2 separate regions of the Homo sapiens genome follow, and region 1 is linked to region 2. A link is a loop called in an ENCODE intact Hi-C map of the cell type or tissue named here. Cell type or tissue: HCT116. All regions are shown on one strand. Links, peaks and the distances in the headings refer to the core of each region. The heading gives the core; the rest is flanking DNA.

Region 1 (8,339 bases), core at 267-8,266, 49 kb after region 2:
GTATATGTGTGTGTGTGTGTGTGTGTGTATATATATATATATATATATATATATATATATATATATATATATACACACACAGGCCCTCTTTTTTTCTTGAAGCATAAATAACACCATGCGGACAATGCATGCATCCACATACAGGGCCAACCTTCCCCATAGAAAAAGGAGGAAGGCAAACATATTATCCAAAAGTGGTTCAAAGTGTTTACTGAGTTGCCTTCTAAGCACTATACATTGACACTGGCACTAGGGATGGGAAAATGACTGAGACATAGTAGGTTTACTCTAAAAGTTTATAGTTTGGTGACAAGGATGGAGAAGTTAGATGTGTAAAGAAATACAATAGGGTAGAAAACATAAAAATTAACATGTGAGTAAATAATTAAAATAAAGCAGATGAAACGTGTATATAGTCAGCTCTCCATATCTTTGCATTCTGAATCTGTAGATTCAAATGACTGAGGATCAAAAACATTTGGAAAACAAAAAAGGATGGTTGCACCTGTACTGAACATGTACAGGTGTTTTTTTTTGTCTTATGGTCATTGCCTAAACAGTACAGTGTAACAACTATTTATATAACATTGACATTGTATTAGGTATTATAAGTAACTAGAAATTATTAAAGTATATGGGAGGATGGGCACAGGTTGTATGCAAATACTATGCCATTTTATGTAAGGGACTTGAGCATCTGCAGATCTTGGTATCCGCAGGGTCCTGGACTCAGTCCTTGGAGGATAACACAAGAGAATTGTATAATTATGAAGGCAGTGATAAGGAAGAAGGGATGGGATGAGTGACTGTAACCTATAGTGATCACTAAGTCACTCTATCAATCAAAGTTCAGTGCAGAAAAGAGAAATTGCTCTGGGAGCTTCAAGCAGAAAGAGTTTAATACAGGGGATTATGAATTTACAAAACCATGGGGAGAGATCGGAGGAATGGAAGTCAGGTTGCTGACATCTGATTTCCGGTTTCTTGTTGTTCCTTTGCTGCAGCAATTGAGTGGTTAGAAAAGTGCTGGCCACTACCCCCACGGCTTCTACTTCCTGGCGGCCTCTCCCTGAGGACACTGGTGAGCAGTGAGGAGGATGTGGAGTCCAGAGCTGCCAGCACAGGTGACTGTCAGAGCTTGTTTGGCAAGTGCGGCTGCCACTTGAAGATAGCTTCCCTTGTGTTTCAGATTTGTCACAAGTGCATCTCTTTGGCTGCATCCAGAATACTCACAGAACAGCTGCAAGGGAGCCTGGGAAATGTAGTTTTATTCTTTCCAGTGCCTGTAATTCAGAGGGTGGGAATGAATGCCAAGAATTAATACTCAATTTCAGTCACCTTGGAATGAATTTATCAGATTATCAAGCATAAAGCAGGTGACTGAAGAATGGGTACATTAAATTGATACATTTTCACTAGGTCAGGAAGAAGGGATTCTAGAAAATAGGACTTCAAAGAGCCCACTTGGCAGGAGACCTGGAGGTTGAGAGTGGAAAGACTGAGGACATGCAGTTATAAAGCACGGGCAATTTATCTTGAGGAAATGTAAATTGTTTTTCATTATTATATAGGACATATAAAATAATGCTAGAAATACAAATAAAAACAACAAATGATATGATGATGAAGACAGTGTATGTGTAAATGTCTGATCAACTCTAAAGCCCTGACATAAATAATACTGCTGGTAGGTGTTATATTCTCAAGGAAACAGGTTTAGGAAAGTTAGCAACTTGCCCAAGTTCACTCTGCTGCGTATTAGTACTTGAACCGAATCTTTCTCTATTCCTCCTTTCCATTCTTCCTTCCTCCCTCTTTTTCTCCTTCCTTCCTTCTTTCCTGTAAATTACTGAGCATCTACTATCTGCTACGGTCTTTGCTTAGATGGTCAAGACAAAACCCTTTCCCTCAAAGAGGCAATAGCCTTCTAGCTTGTCTGATGTTCATTCAGGATTTTTTTTTTCCATTTCATAATACGTACCTCCCAGAATTATATTAGGAGCACTGGACTCTGTTAGGAAACTAGCCCCTTTTATCTTTATTAAGAAGACAGAAACCAAGGAATAAGCCAGTTTTAACCATGAGGCAGTAGAATCTATATTCAGATCTTCAGGACTCAGTTGAGGCAGTCAGTATGGCCTCCTTGTTGGTAAATAGATCATGTGGATTTTATACAGGATCATGTGTAAGGGCTATAGGATTTGACTCATGGGAAAAAAACAAAATGAAAGACTAAAAATGGCTTCAAAATATCACCAGGGTATTAAAGTGAAGCTAACCACATAAAAGACACATGACATTTGCCTGTGAATAGATAGACTGAGCATTTCAGTTCTTATGCTAGTTTTTAGCTGCCAGTGATTCTTGTGGCACCGATCCAAGTTTTCAGGACACTATCACATTTTAAAGTTTTCCTAATGAATTATAATAACATTTCTGTAGTTTACATCAAATTGTGTTGAATGGCATTTTTAGCAAATTGTGTCACTTTGTGAATTTCCAAATTTTACAAAATTTCTTGTGCCAAAAAATAATCAGTGAAAATGATTTTGTGTGAAACTTTTTGAAAGCCAAGTTTAGCTGATTTTGCTAAACAGCACAAGCAAACAATTTATTCAATCTTTCTCCAAGTCCTGTTTCTGTGCCTTGTTCTCTGCTTCTAGGCCCCCCTTCTTTCCCCCTTACTAAGCTTCTTTCACTCTGTTTACTGGCCTTTGTTTCTGCTCGGAGTTTGTCTTTCTCTAACATTATCAGCCCTTCCCATACCCCTCAACCCCTAACTATACCAAGCCTTGGGCGATGGTTTTGGGTTGAGGGTCACAGAGGTCATGGATTTTCCACTCAAAGAAAGAAAGAAAAAAGGGCAAAAGAAATGATCACTTTTGCTCTCTCTTTTGCCCTTGGTGCTGAGAAATTCATTTGTGAGTACCCTAGCAAGCATGGTTACTGTGGGTTTGAAACAAGCATAGTACTCACCACAAGAGATGCCATAATAATGCTGCTTAGGATAAAAGAGTGTATTTATATTTGTCTGGACTCATGTTTTAAGAACATTTCATGTGCATGGTTAGAGTACCTAAGTAGAATTTTGAGCTTGTCCTTCTGATCTATTTCCCAAACATGGAGAAAATAACGGGGAGTGCAAACAACATAGATTTTGGAGGCAGTTTTTGGATTTGAATCCTGGCTTTCCAACCACTTAATCTTCCTGAGTGTCCGTATTCTCTGTTACCAAATAGGGAAAACAGCAACTGATATAACAATAATTAGAACAATAGTTACCATTAGTCAAACAATTATTATATGCTGGGCAATCTGCTAAGTACTTGTATGTATTATTCTAAACCCTGTACAACACTAGGTAGTAGCATTATTATCCCCATTTTATGGATGAGGAGACTGAGGTAAGGAAATGTTAAATTACTTCTAGGCCACTTAGGTAAGAAGTGAAGATGGGTTTTGTCTAATTCCAAAGCCCAGTTTTTGAAACGTTATACCAGATGGACATGAGTTTTAAATGATACAACAGAGTATCAGAAATATAGGAAGGGGACATTCTTTTATTTTGTTTTGAGTTGTTTTAAGGTTAGAAATTTCAGGAAGCATAAGACAGCTCCATTTCCTGCTTTGGCGTCTTTGGAATTTTCTCTACTTATCTCCTGTATGTGGGCACAGACTGGATCACAAGACGGTGGCTGAAGGCTGTGACCTAGACCATGGGAGATAGCCAGTCAATTACCAGCTCTATTTCTTTGACCACATAAAAAAATGTGGTAAACTGTCTGGAAAATACCACAACAAACTGCAACTGGGGCACTGCCTTGTCTCAGATCAAAGATTGTAAGAGGATGTTGTGCCCCGAAGGAAGGAATACTCAGAGGGTGGAGGGTGGAGAAGGGGATGGGATTGAGACCAGAAACATCCCCGCCGTCAATTACTCTTCATTATGTCCCTAATGGAAGCCACAGAAGCTTACAGTGACTATTGCAGAAAAGCCACATAATTATAGAGCAGCAGTCTTGTGGCTTCCATGTGTGTTTTTGTGATCCTAGGCTGTATCTAGCCCACGTGCTAATTTCTACCTGCTGAATACAATTTGGTTTGCAATAAGCGATGCTTTCGAGAACTTTCTCAGCAACTCATCTTAAGGCAGGATTTTTGTCTAAACCACGTGAAGCCAGAGAATTCTCACAAACATCTGATGGGTATGTTTTGCTTAAGGAGAATAATGAGACTTCTGCAGAAAAAGTCGTCTGAAATGAACTGTGGCAAGTGCTTTAGGTATGTCTGTAAATTTGGGCTTCTGCGAATTTAGTTATGCCTTTTAGATCACAGTTTGTGAAATCACAGTGGGTTTTTTTTCCCTGAGGTTTCAGGATGTTTTTGATGATTTCATGACCTTTTCCCTAAATAGCACCTATTACTTTGATACAGAATTTTTGAAGTGCTTCACAATCTTTTGCTATTCCCTGGGGTCTAGGCCAACATTCTTATCGTCTCTATTTTAAGATGAAACACAGAGAGTTTAAGTGACTTGCCCATGGGCTCCCAGCAAGTGGGTGTCTGTGCTGGACACAAATTTCTTAAGCTTTTGGCTTTAGATGAGTTCACTGAGCTACGTATTTCCCCCAGCAATTATTTATACACATTATGTGTCTGACCTGGATATGCTGGTGCTTATTTTCCATTTGCATAATGAGGAATACATCAGGCATCCAAGAAGGAAGGTGGCCTCAACATAAGGGGCTGAGTCCTAATGTGGACCTGGCTTTCTAGGTTCAGGGAGGGTCAGGGAGCACGGGCACCTTGTACTTGGCGCAGGACTGGAATTGAGCATTCTGGGTAGAATCTAGTCAGAGCGAAGTGAAGCCCATGAGCTGGCTATGCCTCCAGACAGAAAAGCAGAGGGGTCGTTTTCTTGCTGGGTCTTTCCAAATGTAAAATACAGTTCAACTGTGGAATCCTTTTCTACCTTTTAGGCAACCAGAGAGGGATCTTTGAGAAATACTGTGGGTAATGAAGCTTATATTCAGGTACAACAACAAATATAGGATCTAGGTGAGGAGAGAAACCTGTTTTTTGTTGTTTGTTTTTGTTTTGCCTCTTGAACTCAGGAGGATACATCATAAAGGGTATTTTTAAAAATATGCAGGGATAATTAAATATCATAGTTTGATAAGTTATTTCTTTTTAATTGACTTTTATTAATCATTTTTTAGATTATAAAATGATCTTGTCCTATTATAAGCTAATTCAATAAACTTTAGGAAATATAAGTAGAGACAATAAAATACAATCACCCTGAATTTCACAACTCAGGGGTAACCTTTATTAACATTTTGGCATATTTTTCTCTTTTTTAAAAAATATGCCTCACTTTGCATCAGGCTCTGTTAACAAAAAGGTGGGGGAGCTGACTTTTTTCTTTTTGACAATAATTATATATTTAAATAAATTATATAATTTATTACCTATTTTATATACACATAGGATTATACTATGCATATTGCCTTATAACCTGCTTTATAAACTTACATTTAATATATTTTGAATATCTTCTCTCGTTATTAGTCTTCCCCAGTATCATTCCTGATGACTGCATAGCACTTCATTGCATAATCGTGTCATCATTTGTTTAACCAGTTCCTCATTGCTAGATATTTATGTTGTTTCCAAGTTTTCCAGGTTATAGACAAGCTATGATGAAGATGTAAATCTTACTTATAACAGCATCAGATCATATATTTTATCTGTATCTTCTGGAAGACCTGAAACATAAGGTTGTCAGCAATATTAATGCTGTATTAATCTTTTAACAGGAAAACTTGAGATGAAGAAATGGCTTTGAGTCTAGCCAGGGCTAAGGTGATAATATGTCAAACAGTAAAGTGCTCATTCTCATTGACTAGAAATGCAGACAAACTCAATAAGCTAAGAGCCATATGTGGCTAAGGAAATATATTTCTCATATAGCAGACTAGATAATGGTAGACTAGTATTTAATTAAGATACTGAATACAACCCTTAACAAGTGTTAAAAAGTAGGTAACTTATTTGTATACATTTGAAGTGTGCTGAAGTAGTTGTCAGGACATAAATGTTTCAGTTCAGTCATCTTTGAAGTGGCCTTCTCAAGGCACATTTCCAAACTAAAAACCAAACTAAACAAACAGAAAACCCCCAACTCCCAAACAATAACTACCAGCACAAAACCTCCCAAAACTCCACATTTTGTTTCCTTCATTTGATTTTCCATTAGTAAGATCTGATTCTACCTTTAAAAATTCTGTAGATCTCACTAAATGTTTTTAGAAAGATCAAGTTACCTCATGCAATTTTTTCTTGTATAGGTCTGTATTGCTAAAGAAACACACTTTTTTTTGTATCATTTATTTTAAGCTGAAACACTTTTGTGAACATTAAAAGAAGCCTATTTAAATTTTACCCATTCTTACCTCAGCTTTTTTTTTCTCTCCAGATTATTATTATTATTATTATTTTTTGCACATATATTTTCTCTGACTTTCAAGCCAGGACTGATGATGACTTGACTGGCAGACATGAATGTCTGGGCTGAAGAGACGTGATCTTAGCAAATTGCAGCAATTCTATAGACTGAAGCAATCAAAAGCATGCATTTTTGACAACTCGGACATTTATAGTTTGTATCTTCTATACCAGGACCCAGAAGTGACATAATGATGTCAGCTTTCCCCCCAGATAGTTTGGATGGCTCTGTGAACATGGTTAGAGAATACCATGTTTTGTTTTCCTTCTCCTTGGGGTGACCATTGTCTCCCGTTAGTCCTGTGCTCAGTGAGTCATTAATTAAACCCAGAATCTTTATAAGTGACCTGTTGCGGCATTGAGGTTTATTCCCAACTTATTCTGCTTCACCGCATAATATTCGGTCAATGTGCCTTGTTTTTATTTTTTAAAAATTTCGCTTGTTCTTCCTTACACCACGAGGATTCATTTTTGAGATGGAGAGCAAAAGGCTAGGTTAAGAAAAACATAGCCACCTCCAGAGTGCAAAAACTGCAATAAACCCATCACCTCTAACAACAGCAGAGCATGAAAAGATAAAAAACAGCCTGCCAAGAATGTAGTAACCACCCATTCACTTTTAAATGCTCTCCACACTTCAATGCACAGACCTAATTACTTTTCTGCATTCCCAAATCCACTTTGCCCATACTGCAATCAGAAACCTGGCGTTAAAATATTTTAGACTTGGAGGATCAAGACTAATTACGGGCCTTAGCTGCACCTTTTGGTTTTTCTCCCCCGTTCCCCCTCCTCTTCTTTGGGTTACTTTAAAGCACGCTCCACTGGAAGAAAGGCTGCCCAGTCCCAGTGGGGGGTGAAGCAGAGAGAGAATAAAACAAAGAACAACTCAACTCAATTCAGTAAGCTTCAATGAAGCTGGTATATTTAATGTGAGCCCAGGGTTAGCCCACAGAATTGTGGCAGAATGCAATATTCTCAACAAAAAAAGATGTGTTTAAGGTCGGGTAAGGCCCCATAAGGCTGTTGTTGGTGTTTAAGCAGTCCACTGAGGTATTTAGCACCAAGGGTTTCTAAACATTCCAGCTGAGAATTAAACCGCAGCTTTACAGTAGCTGCTTAAAGGTTTGGGGGGCTGGGAGCGTCCCCTCCCCCTTGTATTGAAAGGTCAACAAACAGTAGGAAAGATCATGTCATAACAAAGATGAAGTCACCTATTATTGAGTATAGTGACAGCTAATAGCACTATCAGAGGAACTAATCCAAGGTATTAAATAGTGTAATTGTTAAAATAATATCATGGTTATTAGAACACCCAAGCATGAGACGTTCTTCATGTTACGTAACATGAAAGTTTTACAGGTGAGCTTAACTTTCCTGTGACAGGCACTTGCTATAAATATGTAAATATTAGAAAATTGCCTCCGTACTACAATTTTCCTGTAGCATACAGAATGCATTTTTGATATGCAGATGTAATGTTTCATGGCATTTACTAAACTACTTTTGGGTAATTATGCCAAGACTTACACTCTTAAAAAGCTTTCATTCACACAAAATAATTTACTGTGAAAGTTGGTGTTAATGTTTTACTTTGTTCAAGCATTTTTAGTTTCACGGATTTAATAAGACAAATACACACAAAAAAGCACAGTTTCTCGAAGATGAATTCCTGAAACAGCTAAGGGAGGCTGAATGCTGATAGAATTAACTTCATGGAAATTTCAGCTCTAAGTTTGAATTCCAGTGTTATGAAACTAGATCTGGGCATAGATATCAGGTTTATAGAACTATTATTCAGAATATTAGGAAGAAATGTGGTCACCTTGAAG
Region 2 (8,339 bases), core at 333-8,332:
CCCCATAAACCCATTCTTCCTTGCAGATGTGACTCTCCTCTTTGGCTCTCATTTAGAGAAGGATGGACAACCCTCCATCTCAGAATTAGAGATGCCCTGGGTTGGGGGTAAACCACTGGCAAATCCTCTCAGCAGACCCTTTTCTGTGGTTCAGAAATAAAAGAGGAGCAGTAGCTGGATTTCTGCCTCTTCCCCTCCCAGGTAGAGGGCATGATAACTTACCTTCCTGGTACCAGAACGAAGAAAAACAATTGTATTAGTTTCCTGTTGCCACTGTCACAAATTAACACAAATTTGGTGACTAGCAACAACACAGACATATTCTTTTACAGTTCTGGAGGTCAGGAGTCCGAATCAGTTTCACTGGGCTAAAGCTAAGGTGTTAGCAGAGCCATGCTTCCCGGGAATGCTCTAGGGGGAAACCCGTTTTCATTTCCTCGGCTTTTTCAGCGTCTGGAGATGCATTTTTTGTATTCTTTGGCTCATGGCCCCATTGCGTGCCCTCAAAGCCAGCCGCATAATATCTTCTTTCTTGACTGTGCTGCCCTCTGCTTCTGTCTGCTTCTGTGACATGGTCCTCTTCTCTTCTGTGGTCAAGTCTCCCTCTTCCTTCCCTTCTTAGACAGATACTTGTGGTTACATTTTGTGCTCATTGGGATGATCCAGAATCATCTCCCCATCTCAAGATCCTTAACTTAATGATATCTGCCAAGTCCCTTTTTGCCGTATAAGGTAACATTCAAAGATTCCAAAGATTAGTACATGGATATCTTTGGGACCCCTATTCAGCATAACAACCTTGCAGCCTTTTTTCAGAAAGATAGGGTGTGAGTCATATTGTTTCTAGAAGAGGCTCCTCACTACTTTTTGCTTTTTTGAAAATTTACAATATAAAAACAACTGTTTCAGCTCGATTAGCTTATTTCTCAGGAGAGATCTGACTATTGATATAAAGGAATATATATGTGTGTGTGTGTGTGTGTGTGTGTGTGTATATACATACACATTCTCTCTAGCAAAATAAACATATCTGTGGAATATCTTTGGGGAAATAGCTTTTCTTAAAATATATATGTGCTATCAAATGTTTTTGGTCTATTTAATTATAATATTTAATTACACATAAAACAAAAATTATAAAATTACATTTTATTCTTATGCAAATAATATTACAATCTCTGTCAGGTGCCTGTCTTTTAAAAATAGTTTACATCAGATATTTTGTCCTCTATTTTAGCCCAATCTACTCGTGTGTTCATGAAAGTCTGATCCTAAGTTACAGGATAAATATGTGTTAGAACTTAATAATTATTTCAGCTAATCTCATGTATTTCTTCTTGCAATTTGAATAATAATTATTTCAGCTTATGGGAAACATTGACAATTCACAAGTATTTTCCCTGTTGAGAGTAAGATCTTATTTTTAGTTTTTTCATAAAGTTTATTAGGACACTTTAGATTTGAAAATACAATAAATGGGAGGCCGAGGCAGGCGGATCATGAGGTCAGGAGTTCGAGACCAGCCTGGCCAACACAGTGAAACCCCATCTGTACTAAAAATACAAAAATTAGCTGGTTGTGGTGGCACACGCCTGTAGTCCCAGCTACTGAGGCGGCTGAGGCAGGAGAATTGCTTGAACTCGGGAGGCGGAGGTTGCAGTGAGCCGAGACCATGCCATTGCATTCCAGCTTGGGTGACAGAGTGAGACTCTGTCTCAAAAAAAAAAAAAAAAAAAAATACAATAAGTTCAGGGTCTGAAGAAGTTCTATTACCTTGATAAGGCCAATCATAAGATCCAGAACTCAGAGAAGACTTTCCCTAGAAGAGAGTTGAATAAAATTTTCAGGAAGTAGGTTTTGTATTATTATTATTTTAATAAGATTTCAACGGATAACTTTTCTACCAAGTCAATGGAATTAGATTTGCTTTTAGTCTTTGAAAAAATACTTCTCAATGAAAAATAAATATTTTGTTCTATTCTTAAAGAAAACCCAAGTTGTTTCAATAGAAGAAACGGAATTTTTGAATCACAAAACAGTTGTTCCTCCTGCAGGGGTTTAGGAAATAAAGGTGTTTCATAATTGTAACTGAATTGCTTTAAAAATGGAATCCAGCTTCAAAGCATGAAAGAGCCTCTGTTCTACAGATGAGGAAACTGAGGCACCATGGGATTACATGATTTGCCCATAATCACACCAGTAGTAAGTGATGAAACTTGGGTTCAAATTCAGAGTCTGTGTTTTACCTACCATACTAGAAGGAAGAGTGGAGGGTGAGGCTCAATTCTAAGGTGATATATGATGCTAAGAAGAGATAAGCTTAGACAGATGTAGGAAATAGTGTTGGCTTGAAAAGTCAGGGTCATAACCTCACAGTTAGAAGGTGGCAAAAGTTTCTAGATTTCCTGGGGTAGTACTTTTCAACCTGGTGTGTTCAACATTTTAGATTTTCATCTAGGTTAGTTTTTGTTATTATTGTTATGAGTGAAAGTCAGCCCAAAGAAAAATTTTGGAACACAAGGCTGGTGCCTGCTAAAGGATAAAGATGGATGTCAAGTGAGAGCCCCCAACCATCCATTCTTACCCGCTCCAGATCTTTTTATATCAGCTAGTTTCTTCTTGCATCATCAATCGCTCACTCTGCCCTGGTTCCTCGTGCTCAGCCTACAAACTTCTTTAAATCTTCTCTATCCTTAATATCATATTCCTTGGACACAACCTCCTCATCATGCTATCACTCAATTCCCCTTCTTCTCACATCTAATTTGTCATTAAGTTCTGTCTTTAGCATCCACATGACCGCCTCTTTAACCTAGGCCCTTATTCTTGCCTTGATTTTAATAGTTTTCTAATCTATTTTTCTGTCCCCAGTCCTCTTCAATGTCCATGCTGTAAGTGATCTGTAATCGATCACTGTCAGGAATGCCTCTTGCCCTTCACGAAGTCCTTCCAAGTCTTCCAGATGCAGCAGGAATGTTGTCCCCTTCCCTGGGGAGGAGGAATTGGCTGCCCCTCATCATACCTCTGCTGCACTCAGTTCCTATTTCTGGTCTGACTCCCCACTCCACCCCCTGCCCTGCTGCCCAAGAGATTGAAACTCTTCAAGGGCAAGGGCTTTGTCTTGGTATCCTCAGAGCTTGGTACAAGGGCCTGGGTCCCAGGAAGTGATCACGAATGTTTGTTGGGTGAATCAAGGGAGTCCTCATGAGAAGACCGATGGATGAATCAATGAAGTTACAGCAAGATGGTTTTCAAAATGAATGAAAGGCAGTTTTCTATGTTATATTTTCTTTCCTTTCATTTCAGGTTGGATTTTAGGGCTCACTGACCTAGACTATTCCTTTCTTACATTACAGGAAGAAACTTTTTTTTTTTTTTTCTGAGACGGAGTCTCGCTGTGTCCCCCAGGCTGGAGTGCAGTGGCTCAACCTCAGCTCACTGCAAGCTCCGCCTCCCAGGTTCACGCCATTCTCCTGCCTCAGCCTCCGGAGTAGCTGGGACTATAGGCGTCCGCCACCACGCCCGGCTAATTTTTTGTATTTTTAGTAGAGACGGGCTTTCACTGTGTTAGCCAGGATAGTCTCTATCTCCTCTCCTCGTGATCCGCCCGCCTCTGCCTCCCAAAGTGCTGGGATTACAGGCGTGAGCCACCGTGCCCAGCCTATAGGGAGAAACTTTTTGAGAATAATGTAAGATAACTAAATTAAGAGTCTCCAGTGAGCACTTTTCTTTCCTAGCATGGGATTAATTTTCTACCCATTAGTCTCCAAACAAAAATTTCAGGAAGCCTCATGTATACTTTGTTAATTGGGAAAAATATTTTTACTTGGCCTCCCAGTAATTCACAGGTGATTTGAGCTGTGTTTCTATCTTTTATAAGATAGGCATTTATAGACAGGGAATTTCCAAAGCAATTTTGAATACTGACTAAGGTCCTCTATTGCAAATTTCACAGAAGGAGGAAACTGTTAAGAAGAAAGGAAGCTAGCATTTACTGAACCTTAAATACTTGCCAAGCCCTCTCCTAAATGCCTTCACAAACATCTCACATCTCAAAACAACTTTGCCTGGAAGGCAAGACAAGACTGAGATGTGTACTCAGGGCCTCTACCTTCAAGTCCATATCTCCAAATATCTAGTTACATTTATACAAAGAATAGGCTGGGCGCTGCCTGTGGGAAGAGCTGAGAAGGAAGATGTTGCACAGGCTTAGCCATCCGTTTATTGTTTTTGCAATTCAGCCCTGGCTGAAAAGAGCAAAGCAAAATCTTGTATTACCTAGACCTTCCCTATTTAGAAGATAGTTTATGCCCAGTTACTATAACTTAAAGATACCTCTTACAATCTCACTCCACTTCTGTACCCCAAAAATAACTGTGTTAGAACATAGGTGAAGGTAGTGCCACAGAGATCCCAATAGCAAGATGGAAGTGTATTTTTCACAGTCCAGTTCGTAAGCATTCCAGGACTGGTATGGTGTCTCTATGGTATTAGGGATTCAGACGGCTGTAGCTTGTTGCTATACCATTCCTAATGTCGGGTTTTCCCTCATGGTCCACAATGGCTTCCTACCATGGCCACATTCCATCGAGTGGGAAGGAGAAAAGGGAAAGCGGGAAGGAGATGCCACTCCCCTTCTTTTTTTTTTTTTTTTTGAGACGGAGTCTTGCTCTGTGGCCCAGGCGGGAGTGCAGTGGCGCAATCTCGGCTCACTGCAAGCTCCGCCTCCCGGGTTCACGCCATTCTCCTGCCTCAGCCTCCCGAGTAGCTGGGACTACAGGCGCCCGCCATCACGCCCGGCTAATTTTTTTGTATTTTTTTAGTAGAGACGGGGTTTCACCGTGTTAGCCAGGATGGTCTCCATCTCCTGACCTCGTGATCCACCCGCCTCGGCCTCCCAAAGTGCTGGGATTACAAGCGTGAGCCACCGCGCCCGGCCCACTCCCCTTCTTTTTATGGGCATGATTTGGAAGCTGCAGGTGTCACGTCCGCTCACATCCCATTGGCTAAAACCTAGTCAGATGACTACATTGAGAAAGTGTAGCCTTCCCAGCCTGGTCACATGGAAGGAAGGAGAATGGATGTCAGATATCAATTATTCTCTGCCGTAGGTTTATCAAATGTATTTCAACTAAATGTGACACTGTTTATGAAAGGAGTTATGTGTCTATGTTTCTCCTCCCATTTTATTTTCAGAGATTGGCAAATATCGGGGAGATTTTGTGTCCCTTTTAGATTGGAATCTTTGGCCACTGCCCAGAGAGCTCGTCTCTTTAGCAGAGTTAGCTATCGGTGCTATATTCCCTTCTCACAGATGAGATCAGAGAGCATCAACAAGATGGGGGTGCCTTGTGTTTCTCTGGGTTTTCCCTGGTTCTCCCTTCAAAATTTAGCGAAATAGAGGATTTTAGCCATTTAAGAGGAGGTCTTAGACTCTGAGCCTTAATAGCTCTTATGGTCACATACTAATATAGCCTTTATATCCCCTGATTAGTTCCTGGATTGTTCTTATTAGTGAACTTTCTGGCAGCTAATAAAAATTAGGATATTCTTTCTGATGCTATGATTAATTTTAAAATTATTTTTTTTTTGTAAGCACTCAATCTCAGCCAGTTCTCTCTCCTCCGTTTCTCTAGATCAATGTCTACAGATTCATCTGGGTTTCTCAAAGAGCTGTGAGTGAAGCAATTGCAGAAACACTGTAACTGAAGCAGTTGTCAAGTACTGGGAACCCAGTTGTTCTAACTGGCAGATCTCATTCAGGGTGACAGGCTCGGACTCTGCAGAAGCCAGTTATGTCCAAACATTTTCAAGGTTTAGGGCGTCAGTGTTTGCTCAGTGTTTCCCCTCTTTGTCCCAATTCTGTTCTTTCTAATCTCTCTTCGTCTTGTCCTAGAGGATATTCTCCAGCTTCAATTTTCTAAACCATTGGAAACACCGTTTTAACATGCCGGCACTAAGAGCTTTACCTTTCTTAACCATTTTCCTCACCTATAAGATAAGAACTGTGAAGACTTCTATGTTACAGGATAGGATATTGAAATATGGAGAGGCTAAGAAACTTGTCCAAGATTATGTAACAGGTAAAGCCAGGATTCAAAACTGCCATTATCTCCATTCTGTAACTTTGGAAAGCTATAGCTACTTGAATGTAAGTAACCTGCCTTAGGCTGCACCGGTAGTAGGTAGCAGAACTGGGGTTCAAGTTCAAGTCGCTAATTCCAGACCTCCTGCTCTTTTTGTCCACCATGCTTAATGTGCAATATGGCCACCTTACAGGGATGTGGGCTCCTTGTGTATTACCTGTGATTCTCCTGGAAGCCTCCCCGTGCCCCACCCCCAGGTAGGAAAAACTGATTGAATCTCAGCAGAGCAGAAAGGCAGCTGTTGCACATATGCTGCACCATAAGGTGCTATGGAAGTATTACCTATATTTCATATCCTTGTTCAAATCTCCACTCTCCCATTCACCTGCCAGCATAAGGACTGTGGTTTTCTTTTGCAGGAGGATAACCTGAAATGCTGCTTTTAGATCAGAAAGCTAAGAGGTTCATACATCCTGCCTGGATGAGAATGTTTTTCAGCCTCAGAGCCTATAAAAATATTGTGGCATGAATGGTACAGCTGAAACAACAGAATGCTGGGAAAATGAGTCTGCAAAATGTACTTGAAATATTAGTCATCAACACGGTATAAAACACCCTTTTTACCATAAAGGGAAGACTGTGCCTGAGAGCTAAGTACACTTTCGCCTGCAGGAGCAGGTGGGGAGCGTAGGTTTATGTTCTACAAACTCTTAACTACCCAAACCCATCTACTAATATGAAGATTAAAGGGTGGGAATATATCTCATTCCTCTGGACTTTCCTAACTTTTCTTCAGAGGTGATAGAAAACATATGTGTCTTCATATTATAAAGACATTGGAATACATATATATATTCCTATATATATAGTTTTATATATATATACACACAATTTAAACAACTAATATAAATATATTTTATATAAACCTATACTGCATATTTTATATTTGTAACCCTGTTGTTCAAAAGTTTGTTTGTGAATTAACCTGGAAACAAAAGGTTTTCTGACTACTCTTTGTTTCAATAAAAACATTGAAACTAAAAGTGTAAATGAAAGGAGAAATACGAAATGATATTAAAATGTGCTAAGGGCATTACTTTGGCTGTCTTCTGGAGAGGTGAATGTGAGGGGCGGGGGATGTGGCTTTCATTAAAAATGATTAAAAATCTTTAAAAAAATCCCCTTCAGAGTTTCTGCAGAATTTTAGCCCAAATTGCCAAAGATTTTTGTTATTAAGGTGACTTTTCATCCTAATCTGTTCAGGTGATGGCTTTAAAATCTCCATCTGCATTTTTGTCAGGAGAGTTCATTTTTTATAAATGCATTCTGATACTTGGCGAACTGTTCCCCTCTTGGGTTTCAGGGTGGGCGGTGTCACCGCCTCAGTGCCAGGGCGGATGAGCTGTGGGGCCACGAGAACCTTTCTGGCCAATGCCTCAGCAAATGCCTGTCCCCTGTGCAGCTCCCAGCAGGGGTGCAGGGGGCCTAGTCAGCTGATGTCTACAGCAGCCTTGAACCCTTTTTACAATAATGGATTCAGAGAGCTTGAGTGAGCCGACAGCGCTGGATTTCCAAACGCATTCTAAACACAGGGGATTGATCCTCTGCTTTAATTAGCAGCCTCATCGATCCTCGCACTTCCCTACGTGTCTCTGCCGTGGTGGGTGCATGCCTCATCTAAATAAATGGCTCCTTTGCAAGTCACTTGTCAGCACAGGGCATTTCCCGGATGCTGGCAGTTTGGCCATTCGTCAAGGCGCCAGCATTTGGTGACTGCTGGTAATGGATTTTCAGGTTTGTTTTACGAAGAGTTTCATGCAAATACTTTGAAGAACTTTGGCAGCACTTGAGTGAACACAACTCAGCGTGGGACATGAACCTCGGAGCAGCGGACGGTGCGCCGTGCCAGCAGCCTGTTCACGCGCTCCTGGGGTTGGTGGTTCCTGAAATTCCAAGAGAGCTGGTCGGCCTGAAGGAGCAAGAAGTCGGCTGTTGTCACCAGGGCAGGGCTGGCTCCCACAGGTATTCTGGCCATGCGGGCTTGGCACTAATTCAGGAGTCTGTGGCTGAGTCCTGTTGGAGTTGCAGAGTGAAGGATACTTGCACAGAACTCTTAGAGGTTCTGGGGCCAAAAGATTTCCATCTCTGAGAAGTTTTTCAGGATTTTGACCTAAGACTTATGTGCTAAAAGTCAGCGCCGGGGCATTGTCTCTGGTGCATCTTGATGCAAGCCTGGTTGAGTGGAGTGAGCAC

What was found. A loop is a pair of places that touch in the nucleus more often than their neighbours do. Peaks named below come from ENCODE experiments on the same cell type or tissue, not always from the same donor. Only the 100,000 strongest peaks of a DNase experiment are listed, where the experiment ranks them.
Region 1: a loop joins it to region 2, with 6 times the contacts of the local background. A loop is called at or near these places in 3 of 110 quality-filtered maps.

The regions. Positions count from the first base shown.
Region 1 is chr5:93,298,992-93,307,330 of GRCh38, reverse strand. No RefSeq gene overlaps it. Among named protein-coding and RNA genes, the nearest start is that of NR2F1-AS1, 280 kb to the left of the region's middle. RefSeq lists enhancers at 7,037-7,744, 6,561-8,335. In HCT116, for the core only: no CTCF peak of the experiment used is centred there; no DNase peak of the experiment used is centred there; H3K27ac peaks cover 2,781 bases.
Region 2 is chr5:93,348,100-93,356,438 of GRCh38, reverse strand. No RefSeq gene overlaps it. Among named protein-coding and RNA genes, the nearest start is that of NR2F1-AS1, 230 kb to the left of the region's middle. In HCT116, for the core only: no CTCF peak of the experiment used is centred there; no DNase peak of the experiment used is centred there.